Linked DNA regions of Homo sapiens: region 2 is linked to region 1. Evidence: read pairs that join two places in POLR2A ChIA-PET (ENCODE). Cell type or tissue: Panc1. All regions are shown on one strand.

The links. Peaks named below come from ENCODE experiments on the same cell type or tissue, not always from the same donor. Only the 100,000 strongest peaks of a DNase experiment are listed, where the experiment ranks them.
Region 2: POLR2A ChIA-PET joins it to region 1 with 10 read pairs; 3 of 35 experiments call an interaction of 5 or more read pairs at or near these places.

What each region holds. Positions count from the first base shown.
Region 1 is chr9:131,663,173-131,671,172 of GRCh38, forward strand. All of the region lies in intron 1 of RAPGEF1 (Rap guanine nucleotide exchange factor 1), which reads right to left. Among named protein-coding and RNA genes, the nearest start is that of RAPGEF1, 73 kb to the right of the region's middle. RefSeq lists enhancers at 5,204-5,253, 5,674-5,733, 5,874-5,983, 6,014-6,083, 6,738-6,817 and 2 more. In Panc1, no CTCF peak of the experiment used is centred here; no DNase peak of the experiment used is centred here; H3K27ac peaks cover 3,815 bases.
Region 2 is chr9:131,580,564-131,588,563 of GRCh38, forward strand. It overlaps RAPGEF1 (Rap guanine nucleotide exchange factor 1), which reads right to left. Exons shown (of 27, transcript NM_001377935.1): 21 at 7,379-7,463; 22 at 7,173-7,267; 23 at 3,955-4,033; 24 at 3,748-3,849; 25 at 2,042-2,139. Among named protein-coding and RNA genes, the nearest start is that of PRRT1B, 39 kb to the left of the region's middle. In Panc1, no CTCF peak of the experiment used is centred here; no DNase peak of the experiment used is centred here.

The DNA.
Region 1 (8,000 bases):
CCTTCACCTAGATTCGTCAACCGTTAACATTTTGCCATGCTCGCTTTCCATCCCTTTTCTTTCTCTATCACAGAAACACACATGCAAATTTATTTTTCATCAAAGCAACTGAAAGTTGCACACGTTATAACACATCTCTAAATACTACCAGCTGTCTCTCTCCTAGGAACAAGGACATTCTCCTGCATAAATAACATAATAACATTATCATACCCAAGATATTTAACACTGACATAATATTTGCTCCATAAGCAAATTTCTCTTATCAGATTCTCTATAGCTTTTTTTTTTTTTTTTTAAATCCAAGATCCAATTAAGGAGCATACATTGCATCTGGTTGTCATGTCTCTCCAATTTCCCTTATCTAGTCTGGAGGCAGGAGGGACGGGACTGGCTTTTGGACGTTGACATATTTTGAAAAGTGCCTGCCAGTTGTCTTGGAGGAGGTCCCCCGTAAGTTGGATCTGCCTGTTCCCTGTCATGAGATTCGGGTAATACATGCTTGGTAAACACAGTTCCTGGGTGGTATGTGCTTTCTACTGTATTATTAATCAGTTATTGATAATGCTAAGTTCGATCACTTGGTTAAGGTGGTATCTGCCAAATTTCTCCACTGCAATGATATAGTTTCTCCTTTGTAACTAATAAGTAATCTGTACTGCAATTTGAGATTTTAAGCATCTTGTTCCCTAACAAATTTTCACTGAATAGTTTGGCATCCACTGATGATCCTTATGTGAATCTTTATTTTACTGGTGGTTACACATTGGTGATTATTAATTATTCCTCGATATTTATTGGCTGGCATTCCTTTATAAGTAATAGGCCCCCACCCTTTACTTTTTTTGGTATCACTATGGACCTGGGTGTTCATTTATTATTCAGTGTGTTATAATCCATTATAATCATGCCCTTTCATGTTCAAACTTCCAAACTTGGCCAGAGGGAACCTTTTTAGCCCATCTCCAGTGTTACTGAGGAGTCTCCATCAATCTTTGAATACTTCTTTGGTTTTTGATGCAAAAGAAGCTCCAGAATCACCCCGTACCTTCCCTACCCCATTTCTCCAGGAAATCAGCTTGGAATCTGCCATTTCTTTAATGTACCCTAGCTCCTTTTGGTGGGGAGTGGTATTTAGAAACCAAGATCGGGGCATTAGATGTGCTCATTGCCACTGGGATGTCACTGTTCTATGTCCTTTCAGTGGACACAGCTAGGAGAGAAATATGTACATGTATTTAATGTAAATATATATAATTAAATATGAGTGTGTATATATCTATATATTTTTAAATCATAAGTTAATACTGTTATTTCTTACTGCAAGCCAACACCACCAGGTTCTTCCTCCTTCCTTGATTCCATATTTGCAGCTCCCTTCCACAACAGTGAGAACCCTGGTTTCTAACATCATCAATCTATTCATTTGCCTTATCCTACAATAAACACAAAATTTCTTCAGAATTGCTACACGAATATCATTAACAACTACTAAAGGTAAAAGTTCAAGATTTCTTAGCAATTCTTTTAGTCCTTAGAATATATCCTGTGATGGGCATATAGCAAGTACTGTGTTCAAAAAGATATTCTAATTCTTTTTTCTGTGTGGGTTATATTATCATTTAATATACAGTTAGGTTTGTTTTTATTGATATTCAATTTCAGGATTTTTTCTGAATTTGTAAAATATTTATACAGTTCAAAAGTTAAAAAACTACATAACTTCTGTTTTATCCCTCATTTACACAGAAATAAGTAGTATATCCATCCTTATTTCCTCTTCTTACAAATACTGTATTAGACATCCACAGGAGCCTGAATTTGGCAGTTCAAGAGAAGTGAAGGAGCTAGGTGAAGGCTAGGGGTATATATTCGAGAGCTGTCGGCATATACACAGTATAGGAAGCTAGAAGACCAGTGGAGGCCCTCAGGGACATGTGTAGATAGAGAAGAGGGCCAGATGACTTCATTGTTGGGTGGTCTCATTACACAACACAAGCTCTTGGTGATTCCCTTGGACATTTGACAGGTGGCTCAAACACAAGTCTAAAACTGTATCTCTGAAGCTTCCTCCCAAACCTGCTTTGACCACATCTTGGTAAACAGGACATTTCACCCTTCCAGCAGCTCAGGTTAAAATCCTTGATTCTTCTCTTTTGCTTGAGTCCATCTGGCAATCCTTCGGCAAATCCTGTGAGTTCTACCTTAATGGTACATTCAGAATCCACCACTTCTCACCACCTGCACCACGGTCAGCCTGCCCAGTGCCATCTTTATTCCTCAAATGGACGACCGCGATGGCTTTCTAACTGTCCCCTGCTCCTTGCCCTCCCCATTCTCAACTCTGCAATCAGAGTAGTCCTTATAAGAGCTAAGTCTCGCTATGTCACCCTTCTGTTTGAAAACCTCTGATGGCATCTATTCTCCCTCAGAGAGGCCCTGTGTGATTTGCACCCAACCATGTGCCGCCCCAACCAACCCCCTCCCCACCTCTGAGAGTAAGCCCTCCATGGTAAGCCTGTTCTCCGATGTCCCCCAGATGGGGAGGCCTGACAAGTGCAAAGCCACTATGAGTGGTTGGGTAATGTTGGTCTAATCCTGGGACTCAATACTGGGAAGCTCACTGGGCTCTTAGAACAAGCTGCATCCTTCAAGCAAGGCTTTAGAAATCAAGGTGATATTTGGGTCCCCATCTATCTACCTTACTGTCTTCTTTTCCAACTTTCAGAATTCAGGGGACAGAGAAGGGTTCTACTTACTAGTCCTTTGAGACCCCAATGAGAGAATCAAATCTCATTCATTTTGGAATCTGGCACTTAGCCCAATAACTGACACATCATAAAATAAATAAGTGCTTGTTAGCAAACACGCAGATAAAAGAATCAATGAATTAACCCTGTAACAACCAACAGCTATGACATTCAGTCTACACCAGATGGTAATATCAGAGATGTAGATAAGATGGTTTATATGGATTTTTAATATAATTCTCTAAGTAGTTCTAGCACACGAGTCAGAGACAACTCATTCAGGAACTTTCTTTGGTGGGACGCTTCAGCCTGGGTTACTAGAACATCTGTTGTTCAAGCTACCTCCAGGGAATAGACAAGAAAGATTATACTGTTCACCCTCCTCCTCTAGGTTCTAACGGACTCTCTGGACCAGTACTATCCAATAGAAACATAGTGTGAACCACATATGTAATTAAAACAAAATTTTTTTTTTTTTGAGACAGAGTCTCACTTACTCTGTCCCCCAGACTGGAGTGCAGTGGCAAGATCTCAGCTCACTGCAACCTCCACTTCTTGGGTTCAAGTGATTCTTCTGCCTTAGCCTCCTGAGTAGCGGGGACTACAGGTGCCTGCTACCACGCCTGGCTAATTTTTGAATTTTTAGTAGAGACGGTTTCACCATGTTGGCCAGGCTGGTCTCGAACTCCTGACCTCAAGTTATCTGCCCACCTCAGCCTCCCTAAGTGCTGAGATTACAGGCAAGAGTCCCTGTGCCCAGTCTTAAAAATATTTTTTAATTGACCCAATTTATCTAAAGTATTATTACAACATGTAATATAAAAACGATTAATGAGCTATTTACCTTCTTTTTCTTTCATATTAATCTGCTGTGGATTTTATACTTCAGCACATCTCAGATGGCACTGGCCACATTTCCAGTGCTGCTGGACTAGACGCACAGCCTGGGCCCTCACCTCCTGTGATGGGACGGCTGGGACATGAAGCAAAGAGCCTTGGCCTGGTTGGATCTGCCTGCTTCAGGGTGGAGTGCTGAGGTCTTGAAGGTGGCACTTCCTGCTCGCCTTCAAAGCATTCTTTTTTTTGGAGACAGAGTCTCACTCTGTCACCCAGGCGGAGTGCAGTGGCACGAACTCGGCTCACTGCCATCTCCATCTCACGGGTTCAAGTGATTCTCCTGCCTTGGCCTCCCTAGTAGCTGGGATTACAGGTGCCTGCCACCACGCCTGGCTAAGTTTTGTATTTTTAGTAGAGATGGGGTTTCACCATGTTGGTCAGGCTGGTATCAAACTCCTGACCTCCAGTGATCTGCCTGCCTCGGCCTCCCCAAAGTGCTGGGATTACAGGTGTGAGCCACTGCGCCCAGCCAAGGCATTCTTATTACCACTCAACAGATGAGGAGACCGAGTCACAGGCGGCTTCCTGCTCGCCTTAGGCAGGGCTCAGGGCAGCACTGGAGTCCCAGACTATGGAGCCCTCCCACACCCTCTTCCTACACGGAGGTACTGCCCATTTCCTCCTCCACAGTACCTGGTACAGGGACAGAGGTGGCTGGGTGATGGCCTCAAGAAATGTCACTGTGCAAGGTCTGGTGATGGAATGCATGGAAAAAGAGGCAGTCTTCTATTGTTTCAAGAGAAGAAATCTCTACCATCACAGCTTCCCAACATTCCAGACTGATTTTCTCTGAAGGTAGGGACCACAGTCATTCAAAGGGGAACTGCCACCATGTCCTATGGCTATGACATGGGGCAAACAGAAGTGGCACTCATCTCTACACGTGGCCTAGGGCAGCCTATCCACGTATTCCCGTCCCACCCACGTCTCAGATGGAAGGGAAAGGCCGTCATCTTGTGTGATGCTGAGTCAGCTGGCCTCCCTGGGGCTTGCTTTTCTCTGCTGTAAAATGGGAGTAGTGATCTTTACCTCACTGGGCCGTTGGGAGGATGTCATACAGTACTGCACATACAGTGAGTCACTAAGCCCAGTCCTGGCACTTAGTTAACATTCATAAATGTCATCTGTGGCCACCAGACCGTTCAAAAATATACTCCTTTTTGGGATAAATGCCACCATCTTCAGTGGACAGCTGTTATTTCTTAACACAACTGGCTTTAAAAATAGAGAAAAATTCTAATAACTTAAGCATCTCCTAGGATTTAAACAGAACCCACAGCCCTCGTCAGGTAAACTTTTCCGCGTGAACAAAGCATGGAGATGATGTCCAGGGAGCCCCTCCCTTACCTGCCAGAGACGTGAAGAGAATTCCCAGACTCGCTCCTCTTATAAACCACAGATGCTGCTTGAGGGGATGGAAGGGACGCCTCTGAGACTCAGAGCGGCTTCCCTCCCGGAGCCCAATCAAGTGGTTAAATCAGCAGCGGCTGTTTTTAAACTTCCTCTCAGAAATTTTTAAATTAGATATTAAAATTTAGATTTTTAAAAAACTTACAATTTAAGAAATCCCCTTAGAAGCCAGGAGTGGGGCTTCTAATATGTGGGGAGCTCTTGGCATATGCCTGGTCCTCATGCTAACATCAGAGGGGAGGTATTCTTATTACCACTAAACAGATGACGAGACCGAGTCACACGGTAGTCATGGACCTTGGCCAAGGTCACAGGGTTAAGTTTAAACCTCCCCTCCCCTCCCATTTTCACAGACAAGGTGACTGCAGCCCTAGCCGGTGTCCTGAACCACTCAAGGCGGCCTGTCCCCACGGTGGCCTACTCCCAGGGAAGCGTTTCTTTTCCATTACTGTTAGGCATTGATCTAGAGATGAAAACCACAGACTTCATAGGCTTCCTGAGATGTGAATTAGTCATTTCTCAGCTTTATTTTCAGAGGCAAAATGAAAAAAAGAGTGATGGTAAAATAACAGTTTATTCTGAGTAAACCACAGAGCAGAGGCCAGGGTACATCTCATCATCTGGAGGCAGAGCCCTCCCCCGGCCTTTGTCTTTTAGGTGGAGTTGTTTGGGGCAGCCTCCGTGGCTCAGAGGAACCTGCCTGTTAGGATGGCTGCCAGCCTAGGAGGGGCAGGTGGAGGCAGCATGCCATCTCAGCACTCCAACAGTGCTCTGCCGGGGCCGCAGCCTCCTGCTCTCCAGTGCAGTGCCACCAGCAAAGCAGCCAGTCTGGGGGCAGGAAGGCCTGTCTAGCTGGGGCTGGGTCGTGGTGATGGAGCCCCATGGGCCTGCAGGCAGGAGGTGGCAGCAGACGGCCCCCACCTCTGCTGCGCTAGCCCTGCTCAGAGACTCTGAGAACTCACAGTTTGACAGGCCACCCTCTGGGCCTCCAGAGGAAAAACAGCATTTTCATTCGTCAGTAAGCATACATTCATGTATTTATCTCCCAGACAACAGGGGAAGGAGCTGGCAGCCACAATCCCTAGCAGCTTGGGACACTGCAGAAGGAGCTCATGGGCAGAGAAAGAAGACAGTGAAGGGACAGGAGTCACCTCAAAAGTCCTTCCCTGTCACCTTAGGGAAGCAGGCTGCACTGCACAGTGCAGGTCAGACACTGCGTGGCATCCTCACTCATCCACCCCTTCACTCCATAAACATTTACACGCAAAGCACTTGCAAGGTGCTGGGGTCAGGAGGAGGCCCAGTTTACCACCCAGGCCCCCCTGCCCCTGAACGAGGGCAGTTCAGGCTCCTTCCTCCGAACTGGAGGAGAAAGCGTCAACTCGCCTCCCTCAGCCCTTTCTCCTCCTCATGTTCTGACATGACACCCAAGCATGCAGAGGGCTGGGATAGAAGAGCCCACCCTGGTGCTACTGATACCAGCTGACTCTTACTTCAGAGTTACTGGCCTAACCCCCACGGGAGGCTCCTGAGGGCCCTTGAGGTTCTGGGAAAATCAGAAGTCCTCCTGGTTTAAGCACAGACAGAATTTCATTGGGTTAGAGCCTAAAATTCAATCCACTTCATTTCCAGTCAAATGTATTGGCCCCCACTATGTACAGGGAGTTGTATCAGGTGCTGAGTAACACAAGGCCCTGCCCACGTGGAGCTGGCAGCGATGACAATGGCTACACAGCAATGACTAGGACCACTTCTTGTGCAGTGAGCACCCAGCACCACCGCAGGCACTCAACAGGCCTCATCTCACTGAAGCCTCGAAGTGACCCTCCAATACAGGTACCACTGTCTTCATGCCACAGACAGGGAGAGTGAGGCCGAGGAGTAAGTGACAGACCCTGGATTTGAATCAGTTCTGCTTCACACACCAGCCACACGGTCTCCTAATTTAGTAGAGAGAGGAGTAAGTACCCTAAGGATTGTTCAAACAAAGCAGAATTCAAGTTCAGAGGAAGGAGGGCTCACGTCTGCTCTTGGCCCTAGAGGACTTTTCTTATTTCCTCTGGGTCAGTGTTCCACTTAAGTCAGCACCCACTCAGCGTGGGACACTGGGCTTGGCTAGGATCACCACCATCCTGTCCCCACCCTCGCTTCTGACGCAGATGCCACAATCTTGGTGTAGGCTCCTCTTCCCCCTTTTGAAGCCAAAGACTAGCAAATAAGCTGTTTATTAAGTGTGTTCACAACCTTGATCACCAGGGGAGTAAGTCACTGTAAGAGGAGAAGAAAAGACTTCCAGGCCAGGACTGCTTGTAAAAGTGAATTACACCCTTCTGGAAAAGCCCAGGACCAAGATGGCTGGTTCATAGCAGACGCACATCAAAGACCTCCCGGCTGTGCTAGCACCTGGGCTAAAAATACTCTCAGCGCAAAACCTCGGGACAGTCTCCCGGCCTCAAGGAAGAGGCCAAAGTTATACACTGGCTCTCTCGACTTGGGAGGTGGGATTATGGGTGCAACCAAGACACTATTTTTAAACAACCCCAAAAATAATGGGTTGGGGAAGAACATATATTTCAGTGATGCCTGGAATTGCCAACATTTGGCAAGAAAGCGGAGAAGGGGATCTTCCTAAGTCAGAAAGTCCTCCCTTTCTCACTGCCTTTATGCCTTAGCAGTCTGTGATCAGTTACAAAACTCGCCATACTGATTAAAGAGGCTCCTCAACCAAGTGTTTTGAAAAGACAGCCATCCCCCTTCCCTGGATCTTGAACTCAGCCAAATAGCATTCCTCTAACTCCCTCCAAATTACCTCTCTCATTTAACACTCTCTAAACCCCACACTGTCCGGGGAATGCCCCTAGGAAAAACCAGGGGCAACCCAACTTCAAAAACTCAGTTGCTTTACTCTAGAATCCTCAGAGCAGGAAATAGTGATCGTTTTTC
Region 2 (8,000 bases), 83 kb before region 1:
GGCCTCTGGCTCCACAAGCACCTGCTGGGGACCTCGGAAGCCAGTATGCTGATGAGGAGCCTGAGGGTGATGCGGCTGCCATGGCTCAACCCATAAGGGCGAAGCTGTGGGCTGCTAAAGTAACATTAACAAATGAGCAGTAAAAAAAAAAAATAACAAAACCCAAACCAGGGGGCAGGGGCAGAGATCTCCTTTTATTAACAGGTGTGGTGGGCTGGGTGCAATGGCTCACACCTGTAATCCCAGTACTATAGGAGGCTAAGGCAGGAGGATTGAGCTCAAGAGTTTGAGAACAGCTAGGCTGGGTGTGGTGGCTCACACCTGTAATCCCAGCATTTTGGGAGGCCAAGGTGGGAGGATCACCTGAGGTCAGGAGTTTGAGATCAACCTGGCCAACATGGTGAAACCCTGTCTCTACTAAAAATACAAAAAGTAGCCGGGCATGGTGGTGCACACCTGTCATCCCAACTCGGGAGGCTGAGGCAGGAGAATCACTTGAACCTGGGAGGCGGAGGTTGCAGTGAGCCAAGATTGCGCCACTGCCTGGGTAACAAGAACGTAACAAGAACTCCAGCCTGGGTAACAAGAACGTAACTCTGTCTCAAAAAAAGAAAAAAAAAAAGAGTTTGAAACCAGCCTGGGCAACATAGCAAGACCTCGTCCCTACAAAAAATACAAAAATTAGCTGGGCATGGTGGCGTGTACCTGTAATCCCAGCTACTAAGGAGACCGATGTGGGAGGATTCCTTGAGCCCAGGAGTTCAAGGCTGCAGTGAGCTATGATTGCACCACTGCACTCCAGCCTGGGTGACAGAGACTCCGTCTTTATTAAACAAAGAAACTGGCTGGGTGTGGTGACTCCTGCCTGTAATCCCAGCACTTTGGGAGGCCAAGGCAGGTGGATCACCTGAGGTCAAGAGTTTGAGACTAGCCTGGCCAACATGGTGAAACTCCGTCTCTACTAAAAAAAATACAAAAAAAAAAAATTAGCCAGGCGTGGTTGCGCATGCCTGTAGTCCCATCGACTACTCAGGAGGCTGAGGTGGGAGAACTGCTTGAACTCAGGAGGCAGAGATTGCAGTGAGCCAAGATCATGCCACTGCATACCAGCCTGGGTGACAGAGTGAGACTCCATCACAAACAAAGAAACAAAGAAACAAACAAGGTGTAGTAACTTAATAGGTGCTTCTGACTGCAGAGGACTTAAGGCCAGATGAGAAAGACAGGGGCAGTTCCTCCACTCAGGGAGAACTCAGCTTGAGGGAGCAGATGTAGAGCCACAGTGGGAAAGACTGTTAGTGCTCAGAGCAGGAAGCCTGGGGATTTGTATCTCTGAGGGTTGAGGCCTCGAGGGCAGCCCTGCAGTAACCCTATAGGATGTGCCATTGAACACTCAGCACTGGGATGCTGCTGCGCTTTTGGTCTCTTGGAGATTCTCAGTGTCTACTAGTATATACTAAAGGCTCTCGTAAGTCCTGCAACAGACACTTGTTTGGTTTTGGTTATTCCGCTACGTCCCTTTTCTATGAAACACATATTTCCTCTCGCCCATGGTCCACGCTCAGGAAGCACTTTCTGAACTTCTTTACACCAAGGCTCTCAAGGTCCCTGGGTGGCCGTGCATCCTCAGGTTGTTCTAATGCGCAGCCACGTGTGAGGACACTGGAATACTGTGTGATGCCATGTGTGGGGAGAGGAGCCATACATCTGTCACAAGCATGGCTGCACATGCTCACGGGCAGGCTACAGAAGGAAATGAGAGTGGGGCTGGGGGCTGGGAAAGGAGAACCCGTATTCTTCACCTGAGCGCTTCTTTTCTGTTTAAACTGTATTATAAGAAGCATTATATATTATATTATATATATGTATTGTATATTATGCATTATAACTGTATTACAAGAACCTTAAGTAAAACCAAGTACAAATGTCTCCGTTAGAAACCCCTAAATTAAGATTTCTCTGCTGGAGCCTGACAGATCTTCCCCAGAGCAATGGAGGCAAACCCAGGCGGGGCTGGGGGCCTGGAGGGGCTGCTACTCACAGGTACGGGATGCACGGCGGTTCCACCTCCGAGAGGGCGGCCCGGTAGGCTCGGAAGGAGGACGAGCTGTCGATCAGTGTGCAGTACTCGGCCAGGCCCTGGCAGGACAGGACAGGACAGGACCGGACAGGGGTGAGCGAGTGCTGGGGCAATGCTGGGGCAGAGCCCTGGTCCTCCTCACTAACTGGAGGGTCAACCACCCTCTGCCCAACTCCACAGGTCCCACTACGCACAAACACCCAGCCAGGTGTGGGTCCTGGCCCTGGCCAGCAGGGATTCTGTCCTTTTCAACGAGTGTCAGCCCAACCCCTGGTCACAGGGGACTTCAGGCCGTTTTGTGGAGAAACACCCCACAGTACTCATTGTGCCTGGGCAGCCAGCGCTTGTGTGTATACGACATCCCGGAAGATGGGCTCCTGCCTGGCCCTGTTCGGCGGTGCAGCCAGAGGAGCTTCCCAGGCACACACTGAGTGGCGTCACTCCTGACTCGGAGCTGCCTTTGCTCTGCCCTGTACTCAGGGAGGACCAACTAAAGATAGCATGTGACCTCGCCCTCCCCAGGGCTGGGTGGCTTCTCTCCTGCAGGGGTGGGGGGCTCCCACCTAGGAGACTCAGCCAGCCCTGCCCCACTCAGAAGGCCCCTCTCCTGCCTCTTCTCCTGTTACGTGCCTCTCCCTGAAGTGCTGCCTCCTGAGGACCCCCCATGCAGAGGCCGTGTGAATTTCCCACCTCTCCCCATACACTAGCTTACAACCATCCCTGAACATGGGCTTGAACAAGAAGACCCTGGGTGGCCTGGCTGACACCCGGGTCTCTGACATGACCCCTGGGTGGCCTGGGTCACACTCGGGTTCCTGACACGACCCCCAGGTGGCCTGGCTGACGCTCGGGTTCCTGACATGACCTCTGGGTGGTCTGGTCACACTCAGGTCCCTGACACAATCCCTGGGTGGCCTGGCTGAACTTGGGTCCCTGACATGACCCCTGGGTGGCCTGGCTGACACTCAAAAGCCATGGGTTTTGCCCCCATTTGCAATATTATTTCCCTACACAGGATAAAGGTCCAACTCCTCACCAGGCTCCTGAGGCTCTCATGACCTAGAACTGGTCCCCTTCTCCCGGGATGTGGTCCCCTGGCCTCCTCCTGTCCCTGGAGGTGCTGACCCCCACCTGCTCCTGGCTGTGCACTCCTTTGTCCCCTTTGATTCTCTTCCCTTCCCAGGAAACTCCTCCTCCTCTGCAGATGGTGGCATGAGTGACACTTCCTCTGGGCTGGCCCACCTGCCCACCCTTCTTCTTTTAGTGCTTATCTAGCAGAAACTCACCCAACATCATGTTGGGCTGTTCACAGTGCGTCCCCAGCACCTACCGCAGTGCCCGGCCCGAAGCAGACCCTTCAGAAGAACGGGCTGAGGGCGGGCGGGGGAGGCGGGAACCCAGGGATGGGCCTGCTGGGTGGCAGCAGAACACCGGGATGTGACCACCCCAGAACCAACCTCGAAGCTCCCGGGGGCCTGAAGATTGGGGATCAGAGACAGGAAGGCGGGAGGGCAGCTGTTCTGGTCACACAGCATGTCGGTGGCAGAGCAGGGGCCTAGGCCCAGCATTTGCTCCAGTGGGAGCACTTTCTGCCACAGCTAGTCGCCTGAGGGCTGGGCGGCCCCCCTTACCAGCCACCCTCCCGCCCACGCCCCAAGGCCACTCACCTCTGAAGTCTGCTTCTGCCACTCCAGCCTGCGGATGGGCGCCGAGTCCAGGGCAGAGAGGATGGCCAAGTAGGAGTTGAAGTTATTCAGCTTCCGCAAGTGCTGCCGAGAGAGGGGCGGTGCCGTGAGGCAGGAGGGCAGGCGGGTCCCGGGCTCCCAGAGCAGGGACTGATGATGGGGGCCTGGGAAGGACTTGGCCACCATTACCTTCATGATCTTGATGAACTTCAAGAGCAGCCGTTCCCTGTCCTGGGCCTTTTCCTGTAACATGATTATGGACCGGACCCTGCATGGACCAAGGGAAAAAGAAACAGCTGAGTTGACAAGTCCCTGCAGGTCCCAGGGGTCCTGGTGGAGACAGGACCTGTACGACCCCCATGCCAGTGGCCACGAGCCCACCCCTACTGAATACCTGCAGCCTGCCCCAGGCATAGATCTAGTTTCTGCTCTCCAGGAGCTCATAACATCCTGGGACAGAGGCACAAGGAAATCTGGTGACAATAAATCTGGTGACCATAAGGAAATCTGGTGAAGGCCCAAAGGGGGCTTCGAATCTGCAGGTGGAGCATGGGAGGATGAAAGCAGAGCCTTTCCTGACAAGCATGGGCCCCAAGTACCAGGGGGCTGGGCAAGTTCCTTGTGTGATGCAGGACTGGCTCGGGGAGACCCGCTAGCACGTGAGGTAAGAGGTCACCTTGGGCAGCCACGAGGGAAGGAAACTCTCAGAACCTTAGTAGCAACCAAAGCCGAGACCAAAGCCAAAGGCCAGTCTCATCTGTGTGATAAATGCAGCAGGGATGTCACCCTGGCCTCAATTTCCTGTGGTTCACAGGGGCCACTACCAGGGTCACTTGGAGGTGGTGCCGCACTTTGCACTGCTGGTTCTTCTTTTTTATTTAAGAGACAGGGTCTTGATCTGTCACCCAGTGCTGTGAGTATATCTCACTGTAGTCTTGAACTCCTGTTCTCAACTGATCCTTCTGCCCCAGCTTCCCGAGTAGCTGGGACTATAGGTGTGCACCACTGCTCTTGGCTAATTTTAATTTTTTGTAGGGGGGGGGCGTCTCTCTATGTTGTCCAGGCTGGTCTCGAACTCCTGCGCTCAAGTGACCCTCCTGCCTCGGCCTCCCAAAGTCCTGGGATTATAGATGTGAGCCACTGCACTCGCACCTCTGTGCAGCCAGGCCCTGTGGAGTGTGCCCCTGAGCTTCTTGCACCCAGCCAGAGGCTGGTGTCAGAAGCCAGGCTTGGGGCCTTGTGTGCAGCTTCCGTCTGCTTTAGAAACCACATCCTGTTGGGCAAAACCCTACGCTGGACTGCCATAGCTAAACATGCTTTTCCCCAGGATGGAGTGCTTCTGTGGGGAGGAAGATAGGCAAACGGGAGATGATCTCGGGGCCTTTAAAACACATCAGACATTCTCCTGGAGGCAACAGTGGGTGGGTGGGGGTGGCACAGCTGCTGAGCTCTAGGGGGTCCTGCCTGATGCTGAGCTGCTATGGGGGCTTTGTCGCCTCTTGAAGAGACAAGAGCTCTGGTTTATAAACACATTACTGGGATTCATTTTGCTTTAAGAATTAAAGACTAGGCTGGGAGCGGTGGCTCATGCCTGTAATCCCAGCACTTTGGGAGGCTGAGGTGGGTGGATCACGAGGCCAGGAGGTTGAGACCACCCTGGCTAACACGGTGAAACCCTGTCTCTACTAAAAATACAAAAAATTAGCTGGGTGTGGTGGCGAGCACCTGTAGTCCCAGCTACTCTGGAGGCTGAGGCAGGAGAATGGCGTGAACCCGGGAGGTGGAGCTTGAGGGGAGCCAGAGCTTGCAGTGAGCCGAGATTGCGCCACTGCACTCCAGCCTGGGCGGCAGAGCCAGACTCCGTCTCAAACACACACACACGCACGCACACACACACACACACACCTGCAGAGCAAGACTCTGTCTCAAACACACACACACACACACACACACACACCTGCAGAGCCAGACTCCGTCTCAAACACACACACACACACACACCTGCAGAGCAAGACTCCGTCTCAAACACACACACACACACACACCCACCTGCAGAGCGAGACTCCGTCTCAAACACACACACACACACACCTGCAGAGCGAGACTCCGTCTCAAACACACACACACACACACACCTGCAGAGCGAGACTCCGTCTCAAACACACACACACACACCTGCAGAGCGAGACTCCGTCAAACACACACACACACACACACCTGCAGAGCGAGACTCCGTCTCAAACACACACACACACACCTGCAGAGCGAGACTCCGTCTCAAACACACACACACACACACACCTGCAGAGACTCCGTCTCAAACACACACACACACACACACCCCTGCAGAGTGAGACTCCGTCTCAAACACACACACACACCTGCAGAGCGAGACTCCGTCTCACACACACACCTGCAGAGCGAGACTCCGTCTCACACACACACCTGCAGAGCGAGACTCCGTCAAACACACACACACACACACACACCTGCAGAGCGAGACTCCGTCTCAAACACACACACACACACACACACACCTGCAGAGCGAGACTCCGTCTCAAACACACACACACACCTGCAGAGCGAGACTCCGTCTCAAACACACACACACACACCTGCAGAGCGAGACTCCGTCTCAAACACACACACACACACACACCTGCAGAGTGAGACTCCGTCTCAAACACACACACACACACACACACACACACCCCTGCAGAGCGAGACTCCGTCTCAAACACACACACACACACACCTGCAGAGCGAGACTCCGTCTTACACACACACCTGCAGAGCGAGACTCCGTCTCAAACACACACACACACACACACCTGCAGAGCGAGACTCCGTCTCAAACACACACACACACCTGCAGAGCGAGACTCCGTCTCAAACACACACACACACACACACACCTGCAGAGCGAGACTCCATCTCAAACACACACACACACCTGCAGAGCGAGACTCCGTCTCAAACACACACACACACACACACACGAATTAAAGACTAAATGCAAACATTAACGTTATAGAGCCCACTCCTTTGCTAACTGTTCTGTCAGGCAGAGTCAGTGTGAGCATCAGCTTGAGATTGCCTGGCAGTGACCAGGGCAGGAGGGCAAACTCACGCCCTTCCCAACACCACCTATGGCAGACATCGCTCCTCGACCCTGGCACTCTTCCCTGCTGAGCCTCCTCGACCAGGTGGCCACTTCCAGCAAGCCCCATCCTGTCCCTGCCCCTGTCCTCAGCCTGTCAGTGCTCATGGGAACCCCCAGGAGCTTAGCGGAATGAAAGAGGCAGCTCCTTCTCCTACCATTCAAGCTCCCTGCAAAGGAAAACGCAGAGCCCACCCAGACGTGCCACCATCCAGAGCAACAGGGCTTGGCGCTGGGCCTCTCTTACCAGTAGGACATGTTGTTGAAGTGCTCCGTGAACTGGGTCAAGTTGGGGCTCTTCTCCTCATTCTGCTCTTTTGCCCAAAGCAAAACCTCAGGAATCTACAAAAGGAAAGAAGGCAGATGGAGGTGGAGCCCCGGCTTTCCCCTGATGGGGGTTTCTCTCATTCAGGGACAAACAGTGTGGCTCCCCCTGGCAGGAGCAGCCTGTACCTCTATTTTATAGAAGAGCTCAGCATCCAGCAGCGTTAGCTGCTCCGCTATCTCATGGCTGTGAAAGTCGTGCAAGGTCCCCGGCCTGGAAGACAGAGGTGTGAGAAGAGCCGTCAGGGGTGGGGAGGCCGGTGGGGAGGGCTGAGCAGGCCCGGGCTGCGGGCGTCAGAGCAGGAGAGCCTCTCTGCCCAGCAGGAGCGTGGAGGCTACAGGGCGGGGAAGCCCCAAAAGGCTCCCTGGGGCCCTAATGGCCTCCTGCCTCTCTCCGGGACGACACTGTCTGCCTTTCTCTCCTGCTTCTGCTGGGTATGTCCAGCAGCTTCTGGAATCAGAAGCCTGAGTTTCCCTCGTGAGCTCATGGACAGTTGAGATGCCAAGAAGGCTCGCTCACGGCTGGAGCCCACTTCCAGGTGGCCAGCAAGAACAGAGATGGTGCCAAAGAAACGAAGGCTATGCGCTCACTGGAAGGAGCCCACTACTCAACAGACATGTATAGGTGCAAATGACACTCACCGTCGGTGTCGAGGGGACGGGCCACAGACTGGCATCAACCACTGCCATGTTCGTGCTGGGACAACCCAGAACTGACCACAGCCCAGGGTGTGTGCACTCCTGCCCTGTC